Linked DNA regions of Homo sapiens: all the other regions are linked to region 1. Evidence: chromatin loops called from intact Hi-C (ENCODE). Cell type or tissue: dorsolateral prefrontal cortex. All regions are shown on one strand.

Region 1 (5,000 bases):
GGTGAACACAGCGATGATAGTACTCACCATTTTAAAAAAAAAAAAAGTCTTTTTGTGAGTAGGGGTGTAATGATGACAGTTTATGGTCAAGTTCAGCTGAGGTGAACAGAGGATCCAAGTGCATTTCCACCAAGTGGTTGGAGATTTATGACTAGGATTCAGAAGTGTTCAAAGCTAAGGATGTGGATTTGGAAGTCATTTGTATAGAGGAAGTTTCTGCCAATATTGAAACTATGGTCCTACAACAGCTTCTGGCTTCTGAGAAGTCACAGATATTGTGTCTCTTTTATGTGGACACACAAGAAAATCATGCCCTATGTTTTTGTTATCCCAAGAGAGAGAAGAGTAGGCTGAGCATACTCCACAACTAGTATTTTTCATCAAAGAACACAATAAATATAATAAAGTCGATCTGTGTAATGTAAAACAATAAGGACTTCTTCTTATTTGTCTTTGCATTTCCCATGGCTTGCACATAGTAATTGGTTCCCAAAATACTTGTTGATTGAATTCAGATGAAAGCTAGCTTTTAAGATAATTAACATAACTAAAATAGTTATTGAGAACAGTTTACAATGCTCAGTTTTTATCCTATGTAAGTACTGTTGGGAAATAGTAGAAAGCCCAAAGAAACTGGAAAAGGTTGGGTTGTGTATTTCTCAAAATGGAAGGAAAAAGATGAAAATTCTTCCTTTTGTACCCTAATTAATCATTAGCAAAAATTTTGAAACCAAAATATCAACTTTTAATCATTATCATCATTGTTAATCTTCCCAAGCAGTACTTAGATTTGTGCCATAAAATTTAACATCTGCTTATATATTCTTTTCTTTATCCTCAAAATTATAGAAACAAAATTTTAGAACTGGAAAAACCTCACTGCATGATAAAAATTTAGGATGCTAATAGTTGTTCAACATCCGGTATATCTTAGCTCCTGGCCTGAAACTGCACATTTGTGAAGTCTATATTCCTTGCTTGTTTGAAATCTTCCAGGTTAGCAGAATGTTCAGTACATGGTTTTACTGAAGCCTCAAACTCCTGGGCTCAAGCAGTCCTCCCACCTCAGCCTCCTGAATAGCTGAGACTACAGGCACATGCCACCATGCCAGACTATTTTATTTTTTATTTTTTGTAGGGACAGGGGTCTTTCCATATTGCCCAGGCTGATCTCAAACTCCTGCTCTCAAGCAATCATCCCACCTCAGCCCCCAAAAGCACCAGGATTACAGGCATGGGCCACCACACCTAGCCCAATACAATGATATTTAACAAGCACTTTTTGATTTGTACACAGGTCTGCCAAGCAAGAATTTTATTTTATTTTATTTTATTTTATTTTTATTTTTAGACAGAGTCTCACTCTGTCACCCAGGCTGAAATGCAGTGGCACCGTCTTGGCTCATTGTAACCTCCACCTCTCAAGTTCAAACAATTCTCATGCCTCAGCCTCCCCAGTAGCTGGGATTACAGGTGCGCGACCACGCCAACCTAACTTTTGTATTTTTAATAAAGATAGCATTTCACCATGTTGGCCAGGCAAAAGTGATCTGCCTGCCTTGGTCTCCCAAAGTGATGGCATTACAGGTGTGAGCCACCATGCCTGGCCTGCCAAGCAAGACTTTAAACATACAAATGCCTTCCCTCAAAAAACAAAAAAACAAAAACTATATCTTGCTCAAATTAAGAGCTACAAAGCTTTTTTTGACATTAATCAAGTGATAGAAAAATAATGGTGTCAGTGAAGGTCCTAGGCTTTATGGAATAAGGTAGCAAGGTAAATGCTATCTTTTTTTTTTTTATGAGACGGAGTCTCGCTCTGTCGCCCAGGCTGGAGTGCAGTGGTGCAGTCTTGGCTCACTGCAACCTCCGCCACCCGGGTTCAAGCAATTCTCCTGCCTAAGCCTCCCAAGTAGCTGGGACTACAGGCGCGCACTACCACACCTGGCTAATTTTTGTATTTTTAGTAGAGATGGGGTTTCACCATGTTGGCTAGGATGGTCTCGATCTCCTAACCTCGTGATTTGCCCGCCTCTGCCTCCCAAAGTGCTGGGATTACAGGCGTGAGCCACCACACCTGGCCGTAAATGTTATCTTTCAAATAAAGCAAATAGTAAGTGAGTAAGCTTAAAACTAGTCATTTGGGCATTTTGCCCACGTATCCTCATTTATTATACATATTTTTGCATTTTTTTAGTTTACCAGTGTCCTCCCAGAGACCTACCTATAGATTAGTCTAGAAGTCAGACTATAGGGGTAGTTTCAACAAGATGTCTTGATCCCTGTGTAAGGGACATGTGTAAACCTTGTATACATCTCTTTGTAATTTCACTTCTACATTTAAGGAGTGAACAGACCAGCATCAGCATCAAGTTCCTGGTTTCCCAGAAGGATACTTCTGAGTCACAACAGCAAAACCAGCAGTTGTCCCAAGCACAAGGCTAGGATTCTCTCACCTTCCTCAGAGGAATCCATCAGACAAAATGAAAGGCAGTTATATAAACATTCAGAGTAAACATTCAATTGTCCTTCTGATTATGTTGAACACACACACACATACACACATGCACACACAAAGTGGTCAGAGGGCATGGAAGCTTTTCAGGAAAGACTTGTAAATTTAACAAGCACAACTTCAAACAAAGCGTTTCATATTAGACTGCAGAATCCAGTGAAGAATCTGCAGGATTAGTGTTAATTTAATAAATAGTGCTGCTCTGCCCCTCTGTGGGAATACTGAGAAGTGCATGAGAAGATGCACAGAATTCAGAATCAACTAATACAGATACCATTAGTTAGAGAAAGAGGCTAAGTACAAATAAAATCCAGAGGCTTCTCTTCTAATACGAAATCCATGCCAAATATTTATATTTTCTGAGTATAGTGTCACTAGATGCAAAACGATAAGATATAAATGACTTGGAACGTGATTTGCAAATGTCAGTTTTAAATTCATCTACTTTTAAAGTTGAATTCAATGTATCTATATACTTATTTTCTATTTCTTCCACGTGAAATGTCACTCGGTGGTGTATAAAACATGGTTACAAGTTTAAAAGTGAAACACAGGGATAACAGTGATAATTAACATTGATTGAGTGATTGCTATATATCAGGCACCAGGCAAATATTAATTCTTTTAATCTTCATACACAACACTCTGAGGGAGACAGGAAACCTCATGGTATACAGGACACCTCAAAGACCTTTAGGTAAATACATAAGCCCAAGACCACTTCTCAAGTGAGAGTCAGAATCCAAGTCCAAGTATCCTACCTCCCAGTGCAGCATTTATTTCACTTACACAAAGATGTTTGGTTCACAGCCCTGAAGAGAAACCATTTACCAGACTAACCTTGATTAAGAAATGTCTATCAAAACTGAATAAACAGAAAGTATTGCAACTGCATCTGACAATTACATGTTTTCTTCCTACTGTTTTTAATATTGAAAGAAAAAGATGCTGACAAAATTATGAAAAAAAAGCATGACAATTATTTATTCCATTATATATTAAGCAGGCTCACTTTAAAATAAGTTGATTAGCATTAAAGTCTTATCTGAAGGCCCACAATGAACTTGAAATGATTCTACTTTCCCGAAGTTTATATATTTTCCCCCATGATCAAACATAATTAAATCCTGTTTCTAAAATCTAGACATCCATATGAGAGTTCCCAAGGAGTTCCTATGGCTTGGTCTTCACAAGGCATCTACTTTCTGCCTGGTTCCTATTTGTTTGCTTATTTATTTGTTTTTGGATTTTGTTTTGTTTAGTTTTTTTTTTTTGCTTTGGTTTTTGTTTTGTCTAGTGTTTTTGTTTTTGTTTGGTTTTGTTTCTTTTGTCACTATGGAGCTATAACACCAACCATCATTTAGATTTGTAACCTTCAATCTTGTGAAAACGTTTTGAAAACTCCAGGCTAAATTTTTATTTCTTCAGTAAGCTCCTGGAAATCAAGATACTTTATATTTTCAAAAATAAAATTCCTACCCCCAAACTGACTGTGCTCATGGCAGTTTACAACTACTACCAGGAATGAACAAATAAAAGGACTAGGATCAAGTTAACACCGACTTGATAGAACACAGTTTCAAACTTACAAGTGGGTTACAAAAAGTTAATTGGCAAGTCAAATGAATGGAAATTGTGATGGGTTTTCCCATTCATTTACTTATTTTTTTTCTATTTACATTATGGCTTACAAAATAATAAATAATTTTTTTTTTGAGACAGAGTTTTGCTGTTGTTGCCAGGCTGGAGTGCAATGGCACAATCTGGGCTCACCACAACCTCCACCTCCCAGCTTCAAGCGGTTCTCCTGCCTCAGCCTCCCTAGTAGCTGAGATTACAGGCATGTGCCACCATGCCCGGCTAATTTTGTATTTTTAGTACAGACAGGATTTCTCCATGTTGGTGAGGTTGGTCTCAAACTCCCAACCCCAGGTGATCCGCCCGCCTCGGCATCCCAAAGTGCTGGGATTACAGGCATCAGCCACCACGCCCAGCAATAATAAATAAATTTGCAAAAGCTTTTTTTTTTTCTTTCCCATACTGGGTCTTACTCTGTTACCCATGCTGGAGTGCAGTGGCAGGATCTCGACCCACTGCAGCCTCAACCACCTGTGCTCAAGCAATCCTCTCGCCTCAGCCTCCCGAGTAGAGATTGCAGGCACCTGCCACCACGCCCAGCTAATTTTTGTATTTTTAGCAGAGACGAGATTTCGCCATATTTGCCAGGTTGCTCTCGAACTCCTGACCTCAAGTGACCCACACGCCTCAGCCTCCCAGAGTGCTGGGATTACGGGAGCCACCGCGTCTGGCTAATTTTTTATTTTTTTTTTGGAGATGGGTTCTCATTATGTTGCCCAGGCTGGTCTCCAACCCCTTGGCCTCAAGCGATCCACCCACCTCGGCTTCCCAAAGTGCTAAGATTACAGGCCTGACCACCGCGCCCCGCTGGGTTTTCGCATTTAAAAGCTAATAGTAATAGCATTTA
Region 2 (5,000 bases), 1.0 Mb before region 1:
TTCACCTATAAAAACAGAAATAAAACTGATCTAATTTGCAGTTTTGCCATCCAAGCATTATGTAAAGGGTAAATTCTCCTGACCTTCTTCACAATGTTACTATAGCTAACGTTAACAATAGTAATGTGGAGTTCCACATTACTCAGCAAAAGAGTAGTATATATTTAACAACGAAGGTGACTTGCTCTGAGTCTCTTTTACTGAATAATTAAGTATTCCTTACGGGGCTAGTGTGTGTGTGTGTGTGTTCGTCTATATATATACTTTTTCAAATTTATTTTAATATATATAGAGGAAATGGTACTTATATTAAAATAAATTTGAAAATGAGTTGTTTTCCTTCTGCTTTATACATACATATACCACTTTTGCAAATGTGCTGTTAGCTTAGACAGCCCTAACTTCACTCTTTGTAGTATTACATGTTTATTGTCAAAATCTGTTCTGCCAACTTATTGACAGGCCCTGGCAGGCAGGCCTTTGACTACACAGAATAGATACAAAGTAAAACTTAGTGGTATTTGATCAATCAAGTCAGTTCAGTTTAATAATTAGGTCTAATTATTGGTATCATGCCTGCAAAGCAAGCTCTATCCTCTCCACCCTGCCCCACAATCACTCAAATCAGTTGGCTGCTTAATTCTTCTCTCTTCTAGCTTATTACCTCTTTTCAGAGCAGAATAGCTAAGGGGTTATATTTGCTTCAGTGTCTAACACTCTTTTTCATATGGCTGATAGAATCCTTCAGTATGTTACAACGAAAAACATTTTTATTATCAAAATAATTTATCAACCAACTGTAAGCATAACACATCTGACAATTTTATAATTGCTTATAATTTACAAAGCACTTTCATATATATTTTTAATTGTGGTGCTACCAATGGTCTTGTAAGGTAGGTGGGGCAGGAATTAATATTCTTGCCTAACTCTATAATTTATACACTCTAGTTGATGGCAATTTAATCAGTTTATGATGCAAAACTTTTTACATCATGAAAATACACATATATAAATACTTAAATGTTAGTGTTATGTTTGAAGTTATCTAAACATCAAGCTCATATTGGCATTTCCATGCATAATTCCAGAGAGCCCTTTCAAAAAATTATCCTCCTGCGTTAGTGTTTTATATTTTTATATTATTGTATATATCACATATTATAAATTGTATAGGGCCATCCAGAGTCTGTGCAAAGTACTTAATACAAATAAATAACTTCTCCTTTGGCTAACTTAAGTGGCAATTTGCCATTTACCTAAGATTGAGGTTTTATTCTTTCAGAAATAATTGTAATCAAGATTTCATGAAATGGTAGAAAAATGCAAAACTGACAATCATTTGGATTGTAATGCTTTGTCAAAAAGTTATATTATCATAAAAGCACAATCCCATATATGCGGTTATGATTAGTTATTGGAAGGTTTTATCAAAGATGAGGTTGAATTTATTGGTTTTGATTTTAAAATGTGATAAAGTTTTTACAGCATTTAAAAAAATGACTGCATTCACACTTAGGCTTTTCATTAGAACATTCACATGCTATATTATCAACTTCAAAGCAGATGCACAAATGGAAACAATAGTTAAGCATTTTATCCACAAGTATTTTATAGGTTTATTAATTGAATAACATGTCAAGCACCCAGAATAGTCCTTTTGTATTGCATCTATTAAATATAAGGCAAATACTAATATTTTATATTTTGTATAACATTTCTTCTGAAAATGGACCAAAATAGTCTAAAGCATGGGTATTATCCATTTGACTATGAAGACATATGAAGCCCTCAAGTTTCTTAAACAGAAAGAAGATTGCAAATTACTTCAGTCATGTTCTATAGTTTACATTTACAGGCACATCAGTGTCTAAAAATAAGGAAATGAAATAAAAGTTCTAATGGAAAGAGACAATAATTTGTGAATTAGGATAAAGGTCCAAGAAACTTTAAAACCGTTAATATATTCTTATGCAAATAGGGACTCATTGTAACTTAGAAATCTTTGTTGCTTACAAAATTGCCTCTTTAGATTTTGCTTGATAGTATTAATATCATTTTAAGAGACATAGATTTCCTTTAAATTTTCACTAGAGAAGCACAAAAATGCCATACTTTCTACTTCATTTCCACTAGGGGGTGATCTCCTATTGAAAGTAGCAGAGGAGGATTGAAAACACTGTGACCCTACCAAGGCAAAATGGATACCTTGGTAGGTTAGAAAGTTCTCAACTAAAATGTTGTAAGTAAGAGAAAAAAAATTAATACATTAGAAGCTAATTTCAGCAAGGAGAACTTCTAAAATCTTTACACATCTACAAAACACACAATTGTTAGGCTTAAATTTTTTCTCAATTTTAAAATTTCAGGAGTTCTAGTATTTTTCTCATCAATATAGAATATAAGGAGCATTTCATGAGAGAGAGCTGCACCTTTGCTTCTTCCTTAAAGAACACACTTTCCTATTCTGAGGAGAGTAATTTTTTTTTTAAGTGCATATTTACTACTTTGAAGATGAATATCGGGAAATATTAGGTGGGGATTTGACATGGGGTTGGAATCTGACAATTATCAAGGACTTGCCCAGAGCTGGATATTGTCCTATGTAGGTTTTATACATCATCTCATGTAGTCTTCACTGTCATCTTGTTTAAACCAAAAGTGACTTGAAAACTCCACAGATCTCCATAAGGGGAAGTGAATTGGAGTTTGGGTATTAAGCAAGGAAAAGAGATGGGATAGAGAATGGAGAGGTTCAAAATTACTAGGAAAAACTATGGCTTATAATTAATTACTAAAGAAAAGGCTTATAAGTACTGGAAATGGTGATGCTGAACAATCTGCAACTACTCTGATAAAGAAAAATGTTGGCAGTTCATGGGTATGAAGAGCAAACCTGGCTGCTTCTGAAATTTTTTCCTGGGATTTATCTAAAAAGTATGCTCTAGAACCTTGTTTTTGTAGTGACTTCAGAAATGAGCTTGGCTTCTACTGAACATGGGTTCTTATATAGTCACCATTGTTTTTTCTCATTTAATTTCCTGACAACAAAATTTGACTAAAGCTTTGCCTTTAGTCAAAATTTCAACCATAAAGAGCTCTGTTTTAGATGCAATGGTTAGCTAAATGTATTAAGAAATAATATATTCCCACCTGATTTTCTTCATTTTACTGTCATGTTCATAATAACACACAGGCAGAGGCAGCTATTGAAAAGTGTTGTTTCTTTAGTATTTGTAATTCATAAGAAATGTGTTCTGACATTTCTCAAAGGAGAGCACAGATAAACCACAGTCTAATCTTTGGCTTTCATTCTGCCCAGAGGGTTTTGTGCTGACAGTATGTGAAGCCCAGACCTCATAAGATCTGTCTTGAGCCTTAGGGAGATAATCTTCATAGTGGATGGATACTTACATGCAGGTTTTTTTTCTAACTTAGATGAAAACTACTTCCAACTCATTTTCATTTTCATATAAAAAGCATAGAGAATATTAATGATGACATATAATACCTTTTTATATTTCATTAACTTGGGGATTAAATCTAAATAAACTGTGCAGCATTATAAGATAACTTAAAACTCTGTATATTATATCCCTGATAAGAGAAATATTTGTAAGATCTTTAGAAATCTTCATGTTTGGGAATGTAAAAATGTTTGAACAGTCTTTTGCTTTTGTTAGGAATTGAATTTTGGCTGTGAATTTTTAATAATTTATTTTTATTAAAATAAATTTATTTTAATAAAAATTGAATTTTTATTGCTAGCTCTTCAACTTTCACCAACATTTAATTTCTTATGTTGGCTGTTACTCATTCACAAACCTCCATGTTTGTATCATTGAAAAAAGGATGTATGATCATATGAAAGAATGCTGCCTGTAGGCTAGGCTCACTGATGAGCACAGCAGCTCAAATCCTATTTGCCAGCCCCATGGCATGAATCCTTCAAATCTGTGTTTCAGTCAAGTACAAATCCCCGTAGTCATGGATCTTCAGGATGAAAACTGATTAACATTAAATCCTCACATGCCAATAATCTGCTATACTGTGTTTTTAACCATATTGCTAGAATTGAAGTATCACCTCTTTAATCAGCCAGTTGTTTAAAATTCTTTTCACATTGATGGTGGATTATCTGAAACTATATATTTTATGACCCTGAATATATATGGCTAATTTTATCCTAAGTCCTCAGATTCATTAAAATCTAGCTGTTGTTAAGTTTGTGAGCACATTATACAATCAGCCCGATTTTAAAAAGCTCTAGGCAACAGAGCTTTGCACTATTCAATATGATTATTTATTTGTGTAACAAAAGATCCCAAATATGACCACCATGTTCTAGAAACATACTGCTTATTTATAGGTTAAGGCAATAATTTCCAATCCTAGCTGAATATTATAATTGCCTAGAGTGTATTTAAAGTATTCTAGTACCAAGGCTTCAGCCTACATCAAATAAATCAAAATAATGAAATAGTAATTTTTAAAAGCTTCCCAGGTGATTCTAATATTCTGCCAAGATTGGGAACCAATGGGTTAAAGTGATTTTTTTTTTCAGCCACCTGGAAATAAAATGCTGACAGAAATATGCAGGTGCAATGAGGTGACTGTGGGTAAAATATAACAGATGCAACTAATTCCACACATTTTATTTTAACACACACATACCGGACTTACTAGAATTCAGGCAGGGTTTTAAGTGGTTGACTCATTTAACCCTCGTATCATGTTTATGAGGAATACACTAACTCATCCCCATTTACAGAAAAGAATTGGATTAAACAGTTTTCTTAAAGTTATACAGTTGATAAGGGGCTGAGCCTCACTTCAGAATCTATGTTCCAGTCCGTTGATTCTCAGACTGTGGTTCCCAAGTCAGCTGCATCTGTGTTTTTGGAAAATCATCACTTCAAACTTACCAGAGAAAAAGGTTTGTAAGTACTATAATTGGAGATATCAAACAACTTGTTGTTCTCATGATAAAGATATGGATA
Region 3 (5,000 bases), 240 kb before region 1:
AAGCCAAAACCTGACATTTAATTAGTGAAAAATGTCACTTTAAGGAAAATTAAACACAGCCCATGGAGTACTGACCCAGAACCTAGGCAAACGGACTTCTACCCTGATTTTGCCACTCCTTCATTACTACTCAGCAAAAATCACTTTATTTATTTAGGCTTAAGCCTCCTCATCTTGGGAAGAAATACTTACTAAAACAAGTATTTCTTAAAGTTGCTTCTACTATAAAATTCTACAAAATAAAAGTAGTTTATTGATTATTAGAAGTGCTTGTGTGTTTATCAAATAGCTTGATTTTGATACCTCATCAATAAAATTAATCCTAGTACCTTACACTAAAAAGAGCACTTGGATATTCAAATGTTGTAGTGTGGACATTCTTTGCCACCTCCTCAGTGGGAATCAGGGGTTCACCCCAACCTTTTTCATGACTCTAACATCTAAATGTTCTTGAACATAGGGTCTTGTAAACTTCTTCCGAAAAATAAATATTTTGATGAATGGGCTTGACCTTCCCAAGATCCCAGCATATTTCAAAATTTCAAAATAAATAAACATTAATACATTACCTCATTATGAAAGTAATGTTTGCTCTGAGAAATTCAGAAAAACAAAAAACTAGCAAGTGAGAACAGTTTTTTCACAATTTTATGACTCAGAGATCCTATTTGCTATTGTTTACCCCCTCACAATCTTGTAGATGTGTACAAATTAGTTGTGATTTCTGGTTATATTAGTCTGTTTTCACATTGCTATAAAGATACTACCCAAGACTAGGTAATTTATAAAGGAAAGAGTTTTAATTGACTCATAGTTCTGCGTAACTGGGGAGGCCTCAGGAAACTTATAATCATGGCAAAAGGCAAAGCAGGCACCTTCTTCACAAGGCAGCAGGGGAGAGAAGAGAAAGTGAAGGGGGAACAGCACTTTATAAAACCATCAAATCTCATGAGAACTCACTCCCTATCATTAGAACAGGATTGGGGAAACCACCCCCATGATCCAATCACCTCCCACCAAGTCCCTCCCTTGATATGTGGGGATTACAATTCAAGATGAGATTTGGGTGGGGACACAGAGCAAAACCATAGCATTCCACCCATGGCCCCTCCCAAATGCCATGTCCTCACATTTCAAAACACAATCATACCCTCCCAACAGTCTCCCAAAGTTTTTACTTATTCCAGCATTAATCCAAAAGTTCAAGTCCAATGTCTCATCTCAGACAAACCAAGTCCCTTCTGCCTAGGAGCTTGTAAAATCAAAAGCAAGTTAGTTACTTCCAAGAAACAATGGAGGTACAGGCATTGAATAAATGCTCCCATTTCAAATGGGAGAAATTGGCCAGAATAAAGGGGCCATCCAAGTCCAAAATCCAGCAGGGCAGTCATTAAATCTTAAAGCTCCAAAATAATCTCCTTTGACACCATGTCTCACATCTAGGGCACACTGATGCAAAGGGTAGGCTGCCATGGCCTTGGGCAGCTCTATCTCTGTGACTTTGCAGGGTTCAGCCCCTGCAGCTGCTTTCATGAGCTGGCATTGAGTACCTGTGACTTTTCCAGGCATACAGTGCAATCTGTCAGTGGATCTGCTATTCTGGGGTCTGGAGGATGGTGGCCCTCCTCTCACAGCTCTTCTAGGCAGTGCCCCACCAAGGATTCTGTGTGGGGACTTCAACCCCACATTTCCCTTCTGCACTGCACTAGCAGAGGTTCTCCATGAGGACTCTGCCCCTGCAGCAGACTTCTGCCTGGACATCCAGGCATTTCCACACATCCTCCAAAATCTAGGTGGAGGCTCCCAAAACTCAATTCTTGAACTCTGCATCCACAGGCCAAACACCACATGGAAGCCACCAAGTCTTGGGTTTGCACCTTCTGAAGCAGTAGCCTGAGCTGCACCCTGGCTACTTTTAGCCATGGCTAAAGCTGGAGTGGCTGGGACACAGGGCACCAAGTCCCGAGGCTGCACACAGCACATGTGCCCAAGGTCCTGCCCCCATTTTTTCCTCCTAGACCTCCAAGTCTGTGATGAGAGGGGCTGCCATGAAGGTCTCTGACATGCCCTGGAAACATTTTCCCCATTGTTTTGGTGATTAACATTCAGCTCCTCATTATTTATGCAAATTTCTGTAGCTGGCTTGGATTTCTCCCGAGAAAATGAGGTTTTCTTTTCTACTGCATAGTCAGGCTGCACATTTTCCAAACGTTTATGTTCTGCTTCCCTTTTAAACATAAGTTTCAATTCCAGATCATCTCTCTCTGAAGTTCAAAGTTTCATAGATTTCTAGAGCAGGGGCAAAATGCCACCAGTCTCTTTGCTAAAACATAGCAAGAGTGACCTTTGCTCCAGTTCCCAAGAAGTTTCTTATCTTCATCTGAGACCCACCTCAACCTGGACTTCATTGTCCATATCACTATCAACATCTTGGTCAAAACCATTAACAAGTCTCTGGGAAGTTCCAAACTTTGCCACATCTTCCTGTCTTCTTCTGGACCCTCCAGACTGTTCCAACCTCTGCCTGTTACCCAGTTCCAAAGTTGCTTCCACATTTTCAGGTTATCTTTATAGCAGCACCCCAATCTCTGTGGTACCAATTTACTGTATTAGTCCATTTCCACAATGCTATAAAGATACTACCTGAGACTGTGTAATTTATAAACAAAGGAGGTTTAATTGACTCACAGTTCCACATGGCTGGGGAAGCCTCAGAAAACTTATAATCATGGCAGAAGGGGAAGCAGGAACATCTTACATGGCAGCAGACAAGAGAAAACATGTGAAGAAGGAACTGTCAAACACTTATAAAACCATCTTGTGAGAACTCACTCTTTATCATGAGAACAGCAATGGGGAAATATGCCCCCATGATCCAATCACCTCTCCCCACGTTCCTCCCTTGACATGTGGGGATTATGATTCAAGGTGAGATTTTGGTGAGGACACAGAGCCAAACCATATCACTGGTAAACTCAAAATGTTATAATACTGATTATAAACATCACATTTCTTTATTGTAAGAATAATATAGACATATTGTATATGGCTTAAAAAGCAAGGGGGAAATTCAAAGAAAAAAATAAAAACATCTAAAACCTTATTTAAGAAGATAAACAATTGTCTGCAGAGGAACAGGAAAAGCTCTAGAAAGGGGGTTCATTCTGATCATGTTTAGCCATTGGCATCCTGATCCCATGCATTGATTACTGTGTGGGAGGAGGGATCATGATCATCATGATGGGCCCACAGATGAGACAGTTCAGCTATGCAGACCTAGCTTCCAGATGTTTGTAGAACACGAGTCATATTTAAGCATTTATTTTAAAAATTCATGTCTCCTGTTTGTACTTAAGCCCTATCTTCACTTTCACACAGCTGAATATTTGTAATTATCTTCTATGTTTGGCATTCAGCTGCAAAACAATAAAAACACAGGATACACATAAAAAGATGACAGGCATTGGACACACTGGCCTATTTTTAACTATTGTATGTCTGTATGCATATAGTTTACAAAGCGTGTATTATACTCCATATAATGACCCAACATGGGGTGTTGGAGCTGAGGCTCCTAAAAGGGCTGTAACGTCAGCTCTACTAACTAATACCATTTGCAATCTTTAGGAAGATGATGTAAATAAAGTTCCTAACTGATGGATAATTTGTCCTCTCAGTAGTCATGTCCACATCTGTGTCAGACTTTGACTACCACTTGTTTCAGCAATTCTACAACCACCCACACATTTGGCACCTCCATAGAAGAACTGATGGACCTTAGTATAGATTTGCACTCATGGCAAATATTTTTTACAACAACACAGCAAGGCTACACAGCCAAATCGACAAGGCATAGAACACAGCAGACAGAGTCTGGTTACATTCACATGCAGGCTTCCTATGCTCTCCCAGAAAGGGCCACACAGAGCTCACTGCCCCTCCAACAGTGAAATACAGCAACATATGTATAATGTTTCTGCCAGTAAAGCCACTGTAGGACTCAGATCTCAAGGTTTTTATATGGGACTGGTCATATAGGCACTCTCTGCATAGCCACAACTACTAAAATTCTAGACTCCCAGATTGAAAGCAGGTAGGTGGTCATCCTAAATCTTATTATCTAGGCAGACTGGTAGAGAGGCCTTACCAGCACCATGAACATTTCAAGGTCAAGTTTCCAGATGCCAGTTCTGCCTTTTGCTGGCAGTTTTACTTGACCTCTTTTAGATTCCATTTTCTCACTCATTAATTGGGTGATATAACAAGGAATATAGTTGTGAGACCCCAGTCCTCATGGAGTACGTAGTACAATGCCCAACACATAGCATCTTATGCTAGCCATTATCATTACAGAGTTGAACAAAATTATATTAAATATTACTTTTAATAAATCAATGTTACAAAACATTTAATATGAGTTTTAAAGATACTGAGAAGAAATGTGCAAGCTCCTTTGGTAATAAAAATAGGTATTATGTTGATTTATGCAACTCTATTTGTCTGCAGGTTTAGTGGGGTTTTTTTTGGAAGAAGGTACTTTATTTAACAAAGGCCCTATAACTGTATCCCCACTATTTGAAGGGTATAAACATTATGAGCAAGTATTGGAAAAGAGCAACATAGGTAAGTGACTTAAATGATCCTCACATTTTCAAGAGATTTCATTTGAATCATGGTGTGAAGGTTTGCTTTTCCTAATACTGGGAAAGTAAAAGCAGCAGAATAAAAATGAGCTGAGTAGTTCTGCAAGGTCAGACTGCACCCCTGTACTCATTGGTGTCATAAATGAGAAAACATGTCTTTTGCTTATTGAATATTTTAATGTGTCAGTTAATTGGCTTTATGCTTTTATTTCATTTAACCCTCACAACAACCATGTGAATTAGGTATCATTATCTGTACAGATGAGAGAACTGTGACCCAGGAAATCTAGATAGCATGTCTAAGGTAGCCCCAGTAAGAACAGGTCTAGGAATTCAAACTTGGAAATGTCCAGCTGT
Region 4 (5,000 bases), 1.2 Mb before region 1:
CTATAAATTTCCCTCTACACACTGCTTTGAATGTGTCCCAGAGATTCTGGTATGTTGTGTCTTTGTTCTTGTTGATTTCAAAGAACATCATAAAGAAAATAATTATATTTTCAAACACCCCCAAGAATTTTGAAGACTTGCAGAAAAATAATCTGCTCTCCCGGTGCCAATATTCTGTTGAAAGTCATAAATCCTTACTTTAAATAACTATTGAAATATTTGTGTCATTATTAGTTCACTACAGACTTAAATAAAAATCCACTGCTGTATGCAGCACCTTAAGATGAATTATAAATTATTCCTGTCTCATTCACTCAAGATACAAAATCTTAGATAGAATACCCAACTTGCTAAGCCTAAGCCATATCCCCTTGACACGGGGTTGAGAGATATGGTATCTAACTTCTCCTACATCCTAGTAAGGTATCCTAAAATTTAAATAAGAGTAATCATTACGGAAAAGGAAAGACCCCTAATCTCTCCTCTTATGTTTAACTTGTCATGATATGTGGTTATAAAGAAATGTATATATGTGTGTTTCTATATGTACATACACACACACACATATATATAGTGTTTCTGTATGTAAACACATACATACATACATATTTATGTGTATAAATATGCAATGTATTCATATGTTGATATCTCGGAATGCAGCACAATGAATCCTGTAAACATCCTGAAATCCAATTGTCTCTGTCATTTAAAATGTTTTTAGGCTTAATAGTCAGAAATGGTATTTTTTTAATTTAAAAAATGTTTTAGCTTCCCCCATCCGTTTAGTTTTAGTTGACATGTAATAATTGTATATATTTATGGGATACAGAGTGATATTTTAATACATGTACATAATATATAATGATCAAATCAGGGTAATTAGCATATGATACCTATCACCTGAAACATTTTACCTTTCTTTGTGCTGTGAACATTCAAAAATCTTCTCTTCTAGCTTTTTGGAAATATACAAAAATGATAATGAACCATATTCACCCTGTGATGCTTCAGAACACCCAAACTCATTCCTCCTATCTAGCTGTAATTTTGAATCCTTTATGCAAGTTCTCCTCCTCCTCCCCCTTATGCTTCCCAGCCTCGAATACCCACAACTCTACTCTCTACTGGAACTGGATACATTAAGGAAAATAAAATAAAGTATATTAGTAAGATTAATTTCACATGTCCTTGCTTTGTAAAATGTGGCTACTAAAAAATTTTAAATTACATATGTGGATAATATTATATCTCTACTGAACAGCACAGATCTATGGGACAGGAAAGGAAACCAATAATTAACAGGGTTGACAATTAAAGCAACAGAAAGAAGGTGGCACATGCATTTTATTTTAAGTTTTCCGAGATAGGAAATATTGAATTGGAGATTATTCATATTTTAGGAAAGTAGTGAACGGAGGCAATTAAAAATAAAAATCTTTTTTTTTTAGCATAAATTCAGTTTAGTGATTAGGAACTTGAGATTTTGCAGCCCATTACCTAATCAGAGACTATTACTACTTACGAAAAAATTCTCATGTGTAAATAGTCCCTTTTTCTTTGTAAAAGCTTGACCGAGTATTTTGCTTATGTCTCAGACTGTCATGGGGCCAAGAAGGGCTGGAAGAAGTGGATGTTTTTATTTCAATTGATTGCTTTTTGACCCTTTCCTAAGTGACAGGAGGAGTTTCATTCTTTCCTCCTCAATTGATCTTCTCACTGATTGTTTAAACAAGTGGACCATATCTTGGTTAGGTAAATCTACAGAAAATAAATGAAGAGTATGTTCTGACCTTAAACAAATGAAGTATTTTTTAAAAATCTTTTTATTATAGAGATCCAAATTTATCTGAAGATAATTACCTACCCTAATAGTAATCAATACCTGGCCAATCAGACCCTATTCACATCTACATCCATTTAGCACCTCCCTCCATCCCATATATTTAAATCCCAGATATCATACCATTTTATCTATAAACATTTCAGTATGTATTTCAGAAAATAAGGACTCTTTGTATAAAAAAACAAGGCTACAATAGCATTATCATACCTAAAAAGTAATTCTTGATTAATAAACCTTTGGTAGCATCAAATCTGCTCAGTGTAAAAAAATTTACTGGAATATTTTCATGGTGATTAAATGCAGATTAATACCAGGCTCTGAAACTTACATAGTTTTATGATATGCCATAAATAATTTACCTTTTCATGTTTCAATATATGAATTTTGATCATCTTCTCATGCTGATTTCTGAGAAAATAAAAATAGAATCAAATTGTTATCTTATTATGTCCCTCTGATTATAATACTCCTTGGCAATATAAAAATATTTTGTAACACAATTTATCCCTTAGGAACAAACTGAATTACCATTATGATTATTAACCACTAGATGCCACAGTTGCTTCACACAAATGAAATTAACTCAGCCTTGATCTGTCAAGAAAAAATGATAACATTCAAAATAGCTTAGTAAAATCCTGATTCAAAGTGTCAGTACAAGCCTAATCTTGATTATACCTTGTAACAGAAGCATAAACTGAACATTCATGTATATATTGACCTTTTACTTTCATAAATGATCAAAGAATGATTCCACCCTTTAAAGTCACTTGCGCCTTTTCTGTGATTTTAAAGTTATTAGTAACCTTTTCCAATTAGTTTTAATATCTAATGTAGTCCCATTAGAGCAGTTTGCTCAAAGACTCTCTGCTAAGTATAGCAGACTTTGTCTTGGGGTGGTTGACATTAAAGTCTTTCCAAAGCCACAGGAACACAATCTCTACAAGAAGAAATCTGTCTTCACTGTGAATCCAGATGATACCTTATGTTCCAGTAGCTACAGCTCAGAGAAGGTGGCAAATAATTCATATGTTACTGTAGTCTAATATGGACATATTTGAAATAGTTAAAGGGTTTAGGAAAGACAGAAAATCAGTTTTGTAATTTTCTTTGTAAACTATTATAATTTTAGAAGGATTTTATTATTGCTTTTTTCTCAAAATCCACTATAGAGGTGCTTCACAGAGATTTTATGAGATGGTTCACAAGTATACTTATTGGCACATTCTTGCTTAGATAAGAACAGCAACTATATGAGACATTTTTTCCAGAGTTATTATTATAGAATTACCTATATTTGTGTATTCTTTCCTCTAACACAGTATATAGATTTTTATTATATTTTGGTATGCAATTATGTTTATTTTTCTTCAATGTTAGTTCCATGAAAATTTCCTCCTCAACAACCCTTACATCCAATTGACATTTTTAAAAATTATTCCTATAACTTATTACTTAATGTTTTGAAAATAAAAAAGTGAGTTCTTGATAGAGATTTCCCAGAAAATTACCTCCTCTAAAAGTCATGTATCTTCAGAACTAAAGTGAGATGAGAAAATTACTTCACTGACTTTGGGAAACGCCCACAAATAACACCCACAAATAACAGGAATCTGAATACATATAAAATTAAATTTACATAAAAATCTTTTCCCAAAGCTTCTACTTATTACAAATAAGGAAAGGGGCAGACACTGTGCAGGAAGAAAAAAAAAAGAGGCTTGTTTTTTCCCTTCTATTCTCAAGTGATGAGGTCACTTCAATAAAGATTTAAATGTTTTCTCTAATTCTACCCTTGTCCCACTGCAGTTTATTTTCTCCCCATAGGAGCTAGAATGATCTTTGTAAACAATAAATAAAAACCAGATCACTACTCTACACAACAGCTTCATTGTCACTCGGAATAAAAGCCAAAGTCTTTATGAATGTCTGCAAGGATCTATATATGCACTGTCCAATATGGTAGTCCCTAGCCACTTGTGTCTATTGAACATTGGAAATGTGGCTAGTTTGAATTCAGGTGTGCTGTAAGTGATGAGCACACAATGGTTTTGAAAAATTAGTACTAATAAAAAGGATGTAAAATATCTCCCGATATTTTGGGTATATTAAGTTGAATAAAAAGTATGAAAATCAATTTCACCTGTTTTTAAATGAGGCTTCTAGAAAAAAATTAAATTATATATCTTGCAGTTGTGGCTCACATTATAATTCTATTCAGCACTGACCTAAATTATCAACAAGTCATCCGCTTCCTCCTTTTTCCAATCTACTTTGGCCTCTGCTGCGTCTCAATATGCCATGTCTGTGTCAAAGACTTGTGTTAGCTACTCCTTCTCCTTGAAAAGTATTATTTCAGATATCTTCAGGATTAGTTTCCTCACTTTTTTCTGTTTTCTGCTAAAAGTATCAGAAAGAACTTTCCTGACGTATCAGTTTTAAGTGGCCTCACCCAACACATAATACACTCACTATCCTTCTCTTTTTTTTAAATAAACACTTACACCGACATATTACAGATATTTCTTTATATGTAAAAATACTTCATATACACACATGCATGCGTGTGTGTGTGTGTGTGTGTGTGTGTGTGTGTGTGTAATCTCCTCTTAGAATACAAGTCCCATGAAGTCAGGACTTTGTTTTGTCTACGTTTTTTTTCTCAGTGATAGTGTCTGCCTCACAGTACATACTAAATAAGTATCTGTTAAATAAATGAAAAGATGAAATGTAATAAAAATAAGATGATAGATACCATGAGAGAGACGTTTTAGCATAAGGGAAGGGATTAGAAAATGAGAACATTTCCCAAGTGTTTACAATGAACTAAACATTATGTTAAGCACTTCATATAGTATATTAATAAAGCCTCACAGAAATGAATTTACAGATGAGAAATCAAAAACTTAGAATTTTCACAACTTGCCCAAGGTCACTTGTCTCATATGTAATATCACTTCAATGATTTCATTTTATCTGAATCTTTTCTAGTGCCTTCCCTGACTCCCATACTAAATTAGATGCTCTTATAAATATTCTCAGAGTACTCTGTATTTCTATTCATATCATTTATCACCATTGTAATTCATTTCCTAGTGTGATGTTTAATGTGTCTTCTTCAATGCACTATAAGCTTCATGATGGGAAGCACTGAATA
Region 5 (5,000 bases), 1.3 Mb before region 1:
CAATTGTGTGTCTGTATTTAAAATATATGCATATATACATAAATAAAATCTAAATGCAAAAGCTCTGTCTCCCAGGCTGGAGTTCAGTGGCAGGATCTCAGCTCACTGCAAGCTCCGCCTCCCGGGTTCACGCCATTCTCCTGCCTCAGCCTTCCGTGTAGCTGGGACTACAGGCGCCCGCCACCACGCCCGGCTAATTTTTTGTATTTTTAGTAGAGACAGGGTTTCACCTTGTTAGCCAGGATGGTCTCAATCTCCTGACCTCGTGATCCATCCCCCTCGGCCTCCCAAAGTGCTGGGATTACGGGCGTGAGCCACCGCGCCTGGCCAAAAGGCTCTCTTTCAAAATAAAAAATTGAAATAAATATTGTATCTTTTAAATAAAGAAATTCTTTTTTCAGTATAAAATATTCTCTGACTAGATTTCTTTAGCAAGAAGGAAAAAGATTCAAGGCTTACACAGTTTTGCTTATCCTGTACGCCGTTTTTAAGTTCCTGACAAAGAAAAGGTAGTAATTCTTCTTATGCTAATTAAACTGGTGGGTTTTTCTCAGCTATGAAATAAGCGCTAAAATCTCTCACATTAGAATTAGTTTCAAAGTTGGGAAATATTGTTTAGATAATTATTTGAATAATAAAACAATGGTTAGGCCAGATTCAAAAGTATATCAGTAAATATAAATGAAACAGCAGTTAACTAAGTTTCTTTCTTAAAAATACATTATTTTAAAGGCTGAAACATTTCTAATCAATACTTAATAGAATAATTTTATTGTTCCTGCTGCAAAAGTTTTCTTTTTTTTTTAATATAATGATCAGAAACCACTTTCAAGAATTGCAAACCCAGGAAAAAAGTTTTATTTTGCTTATCATGAACATATAAATGTACAGCTTTTACAGCTGTTTTCCAAGTTATTCAGGAAGATTCTTGACAAAGACTCTGTCCTTGATCTAATGCTAGTTAGGCTCCCCCGAGTGTCTCTCTGACTAGGCTCTGGATCTTGGGTTGTGTCCATGGTTGGCTTATTCCACTTTTGGCAAAAATCTTGCTAAGTCAGTTTACAGTAAATCTGACTACCCTCTATACGATATCTTATCACCCTGGCCTTCCTTCAGTAAAAATCCTGTTAGGTCAGTTTAGCAAAATATTACCCTACTCTTAGTAATATTCCATCCATCAAAGCCTGACTGTTCCCCTTAGCTATAAGTCTCCACTTTTCCTTATCATATTCAGAGTGGAGACTGATCTCTCTCCTCTACTATAAAACCCCACTGCAGAAGCCTCCCTTGAATAAAGTCTTCTTCACTGCCTTTAACATGTGTCGTAAACAATTTTTCCTTTAACAAGTCCAGTGGATGCCCATGGACAGCAGTGTCCCATAGGGCCCTATGCCTGCTGCCCACCCACCTGAACATTTCCATCCTGGCCTTATTAAGAATTCAACAGAAATAGTTGTAGCTTCTACACTGCATAATTTTTAAAACCCTACCCCTTCTACAAGCTCATTTCATCTCAACTATAATCTTGAGAGATAAGTGTAAAAGCCGTATTTTACAAGAAGAGATTGAGGCTCAGGGACATCAAAAGACTTGTCAGAATCAAATTGCAATGAGAGCTTAGATCTACTAAACCTATTCTGACTATTCTTTCTGCTAAAGTTTTTATTTTCTCATGGCTGTAGTGGGGGCTTGATATGGTCCAGCTGTTGATGAAGACAACGGAAGTGCGTCTCCTCTCCTTCGACCCATAGCTATACGTACACTCAGCCCCAGTCTCCAAGTGAGTACAAAAAGACCCTGCTTTAACAAGGGCAAACACAGTTATGCTCAGAATCCCAGTAAATCTGAATGCCATATGCTTGTACCATTTTGTAATTTAGGCTTGTGGGGCTTCTTTATAAGGTAAAATATTAAGTGATAGACTCTATGATTAAGAATATGTATGAGTTAATTACTCTTTCTTAGTAAGTGTTATGGATAGAATGTCTTTCCCTTATGACAATGTTCCAGAGTACAGGATCTGATTTCTCTAACTTTGCCTTAGATTATCCCTAAATTAGATGTCAGTCCCAGGAAGCTCCAACGCCTCTGTGTCAGGAAGGAGTTTGGCTTCAGAGGAGCTGACATCAAACCCACGCTGAAGAACCTCACCTCCGGGAAACCTGCAGGTCTGTGTCGTCTGCATCAGAGGTTTGGTGGGATGAATCCCTCAATCACTCTCCAATGTGCTGCCATGTAAGGCACCTAGTCATAGTTTGGCAACAGAATTTGCTCCCAGGATTTTCTCATCTTTGTAGACTATGCCTTTAAAATGCACCTTTCTTTACTGTACACTGGCCAGACACCGAGTTTCATCTTGTTCACCATGATAAAGAGCAGAAGGGAAAGGATCTTTTATTTCCCTATAGCTTGGAGTTACTCTCTCACCACCAGAGGGCAGGTGTGTACCAGGATGCCAAACCACAGCTTGCCTATTTTGAGGGCGGTATTTCAGTTGTGTCAATATACGGGTATCTTGACAAATGAGTGAAGAACTTCCAAAGGAATACAAGTGATTAATTGTGCTGATTAAGCCCTAGGGTAGGGAGCAGGAGAGCCTGCCGGGATCACTGAGTGTGCATCAGCACAGAAAAGTGACAGTAATTGGGGTCCCATGCTGAGAAGTCTTCAGATCAAGGAAGTTCAAGCTGGGCACATGGACTTCGTTAACCAAATCTTCTATTGTGTCTTTACTCAAGTTGTGGTTCATGCTTATTAAAAAATGCAGACTCTCAGGGCAGCTGCATCAGAATCGTCATGTTTAACAAGCTCCCTGGGTGATTCTTTCTCTCTTAAGTTTGAAACAGGATCTTGAGAGTGTCAGCAACTCAGCAAACTCTTTCAAAGCTAAGGTTCAGGTTGGGGAAACCCACAAGTGTTCTGGATTTTGTTGTGAACTTTTAAAAGCCCCGTCCAGGCGCCCATGAACGTAAGGCCTACTTGGTGGCACTTCCCTGTGGAACAAACAGGCAGATGTACAGATACAAATCATCTCTTTGTCTTGGCTCTTTCCTCGGCCTTTACACACTCCTCAGGAATACAAGTTTCATGAGCAATTTAACCCTCAAGATGTATACAAACAGATTTTTATTTAACAGATAAATTATACTTTAAAGTTGAGCTGGAATTCGTACTCATTTTAAATGGAATCTTAGAAATATGATCATGAGACAGCCTCAGCCATCAGGGATCATGCAATAATGACTTCTTGTGCATCAGTAGGAATTTCGTGTGAATCAGTGGCAGAACTCCAGCCATATATTGTCCCTAAAGATGGTTTCTAGGACACAAAGCCACTCCTTCTGATTCTAAATTTATGTAACAGGTTTGAATTCTATAGACACCAACTTGAGTGCGAAGAAATAGAACTCTTGTCCTGTCTCCAGAAATATAGTATTGGGGCTAAATTTAGTCCAATCAGTCTTTTATCAGAATTACTAATTCAGTCAAAATTTAATTCAAATTTTAATTCAGCTTCCTACTTCTTCCTCTGGAAGATATGCAAGTCTAGAGAGGAGAAGTCCATTCATTCGTGGCAGGGAGGGTGAGATTCTGTCTACTTTCATTATTTTGTGGCACAGTGCTGGATGGTGCTGGCTCCCACAGGTGACACAGTCATCACCAGTACAGTGTGCAGGAGATACCAGCCAGCATCTCACTTATAAAGGTCCACATACATCACAGTAATGTGCATCTCCTTGATCTATGACCTGTTTTTGGCCAGGTAGCCTCTGGCCATGATCATCAGCTCATGCTCCAAGTTACTTTCCACAGCTTACCATGGAGCCTTGGGAAGAGTACAGACCTCTTCATTGCCACTCCCCAGCCACAGGGAATCTCAGGTAGAGCTGGGCCCTCCTTTCGTCAAAATGTATCATTTCTGTTTTTTCCCCAAGCCTCATGGTATATGGTATCTCGGAGGTTTCTACTCTTAAACTGCATCCCAAACATGGCAAATCTGTTTTCACATCTCTCAGAAATGCCACATTTTTCAAGGGACATATTTATATTTTCTTCCTTTCCCTTCTTCACCTACCCCAGGGAGGAAGTACAAATTCCTCTCTTCGTCCAAAACAGCATTCCCAGGTCAGCTATGTCTTCCTGGAGCTCAAATTTTTAACATCCTTCCAAGGAAAGAAGGGAAATCAGTTTGATCTCTTATACCCTACTTGAGTCGGTCCTGTTTTGTGATAAGAGCAGCATCATTGCTCATTTAGACTGTCAGTCCTTGCTGTCCACGGAGGTCTTCACATTCGTCAATGCAGTTTGAGTTAGAAGTCAGATGGGAATATGGCTACAGGTATCTTCAGGAAAGAGAAAGGAAATAGTGTTAATAGTTGGTTATTCTGTCCTATTTTGCCTCGCCATACATGCTTGTGCCCAGAGAGAGTGAGTCACGACACAATCTTAATCTCCTTTATCTATTTCGGTACGTTCTCAGAGGCTATCCACAGAATATGATTAATGTTACTATCTTCACCCAGACAATAAGAGAGTTCTGGGATTTCCCTGGAGTGCTGGGACCCCTTGTGGGAAACACTAAGTAAAATGTATTTGACAAGAGGCAAATGGAGAAAAGACTAGCTGGAGCCAAGAGCTGGTGTGGTTTCAGTGTGTGCATACAAAGGGAAGCATAAAGAATATTTTTTGTTGAGCAGTGATAGAATTGCTCTGTATCCTGATTCTGGTTGAAGACGCATTAATCTATAAATTTTTTAAAATTCGTAGAACTATGCACCAAAAAGTCACTTTTACTGGATGTTGCTTATCTATCTGTCTATCTGTCTATCTATCTATCTTTCCGTGGAAGTTTCCATATTAAATAGCTTCTACAGGTAGGCTTAAATGAGCTGCCATTTACAAAGAAAACAAAAATTGAAGCTACATTAGGATTCTGTTTTTTGTATTTATTTTCTGAAGCACCATGGTTCTACCACATACAAATAAATTTGTAAAACAAA

Evidence for each region. Peaks named below come from ENCODE experiments on the same cell type or tissue, not always from the same donor. Only the 100,000 strongest peaks of a DNase experiment are listed, where the experiment ranks them.
Region 2: it touches region 1 in a loop (3-fold over the local background); 33 of 110 quality-filtered maps call a loop at or near these places.
Region 3: it touches region 1 in a loop (2.4-fold over the local background); 33 of 110 quality-filtered maps call a loop at or near these places.
Region 4: it touches region 1 in a loop (7-fold over the local background); 45 of 110 quality-filtered maps call a loop at or near these places.
Region 5: it touches region 1 in a loop (8-fold over the local background); 49 of 110 quality-filtered maps call a loop at or near these places.

What each region holds. Positions count from the first base shown.
Region 1 is chr5:131,107,446-131,112,445 of GRCh38, forward strand. No RefSeq gene overlaps it. Among named protein-coding and RNA genes, the nearest start is that of HINT1, 55 kb to the right of the region's middle. RefSeq lists an enhancer at 4,548-5,000. In dorsolateral prefrontal cortex, CTCF peaks have their summits at 2,724 and 2,932; a DNase peak (open chromatin) is centred at 2,726; H3K27ac peaks cover 653 bases.
Region 2 is chr5:130,107,213-130,112,212 of GRCh38, forward strand. All of the region lies in intron 2 of CHSY3 (chondroitin sulfate synthase 3), which reads left to right. Among named protein-coding and RNA genes, the nearest start is that of CHSY3-AS1, 200 kb to the left of the region's middle. In dorsolateral prefrontal cortex, CTCF peaks have their summits at 2,135 (motif pointing right) and 2,335; no DNase peak of the experiment used is centred here.
Region 3 is chr5:130,862,778-130,867,777 of GRCh38, forward strand. The region is part of intron 1 of LOC107986449 (a long non-coding RNA gene); the gene reads right to left. Among named protein-coding and RNA genes, the nearest start is that of HINT1, 300 kb to the right of the region's middle. In dorsolateral prefrontal cortex, no CTCF peak of the experiment used is centred here; no DNase peak of the experiment used is centred here.
Region 4 is chr5:129,897,259-129,902,258 of GRCh38, forward strand. CHSY3-AS1 (CHSY3 antisense RNA 1) reads right to left here. Exons shown (of 3, transcript XR_002956248.2): 2 at 2,203-2,251. Among named protein-coding and RNA genes, the nearest start is that of CHSY3, 4.7 kb to the right of the region's middle. In dorsolateral prefrontal cortex, a CTCF peak has its summit at 2,384 (motif pointing right); no DNase peak of the experiment used is centred here.
Region 5 is chr5:129,769,098-129,774,097 of GRCh38, forward strand. No RefSeq gene overlaps it. Among named protein-coding and RNA genes, the nearest start is that of MINAR2, 24 kb to the left of the region's middle. RefSeq lists an enhancer at 2,407-2,960. In dorsolateral prefrontal cortex, CTCF peaks have their summits at 739, 1,000, 2,436 (motif pointing right) and 2,635; a DNase peak (open chromatin) is centred at 2,454; H3K4me3 peaks cover 498 bases.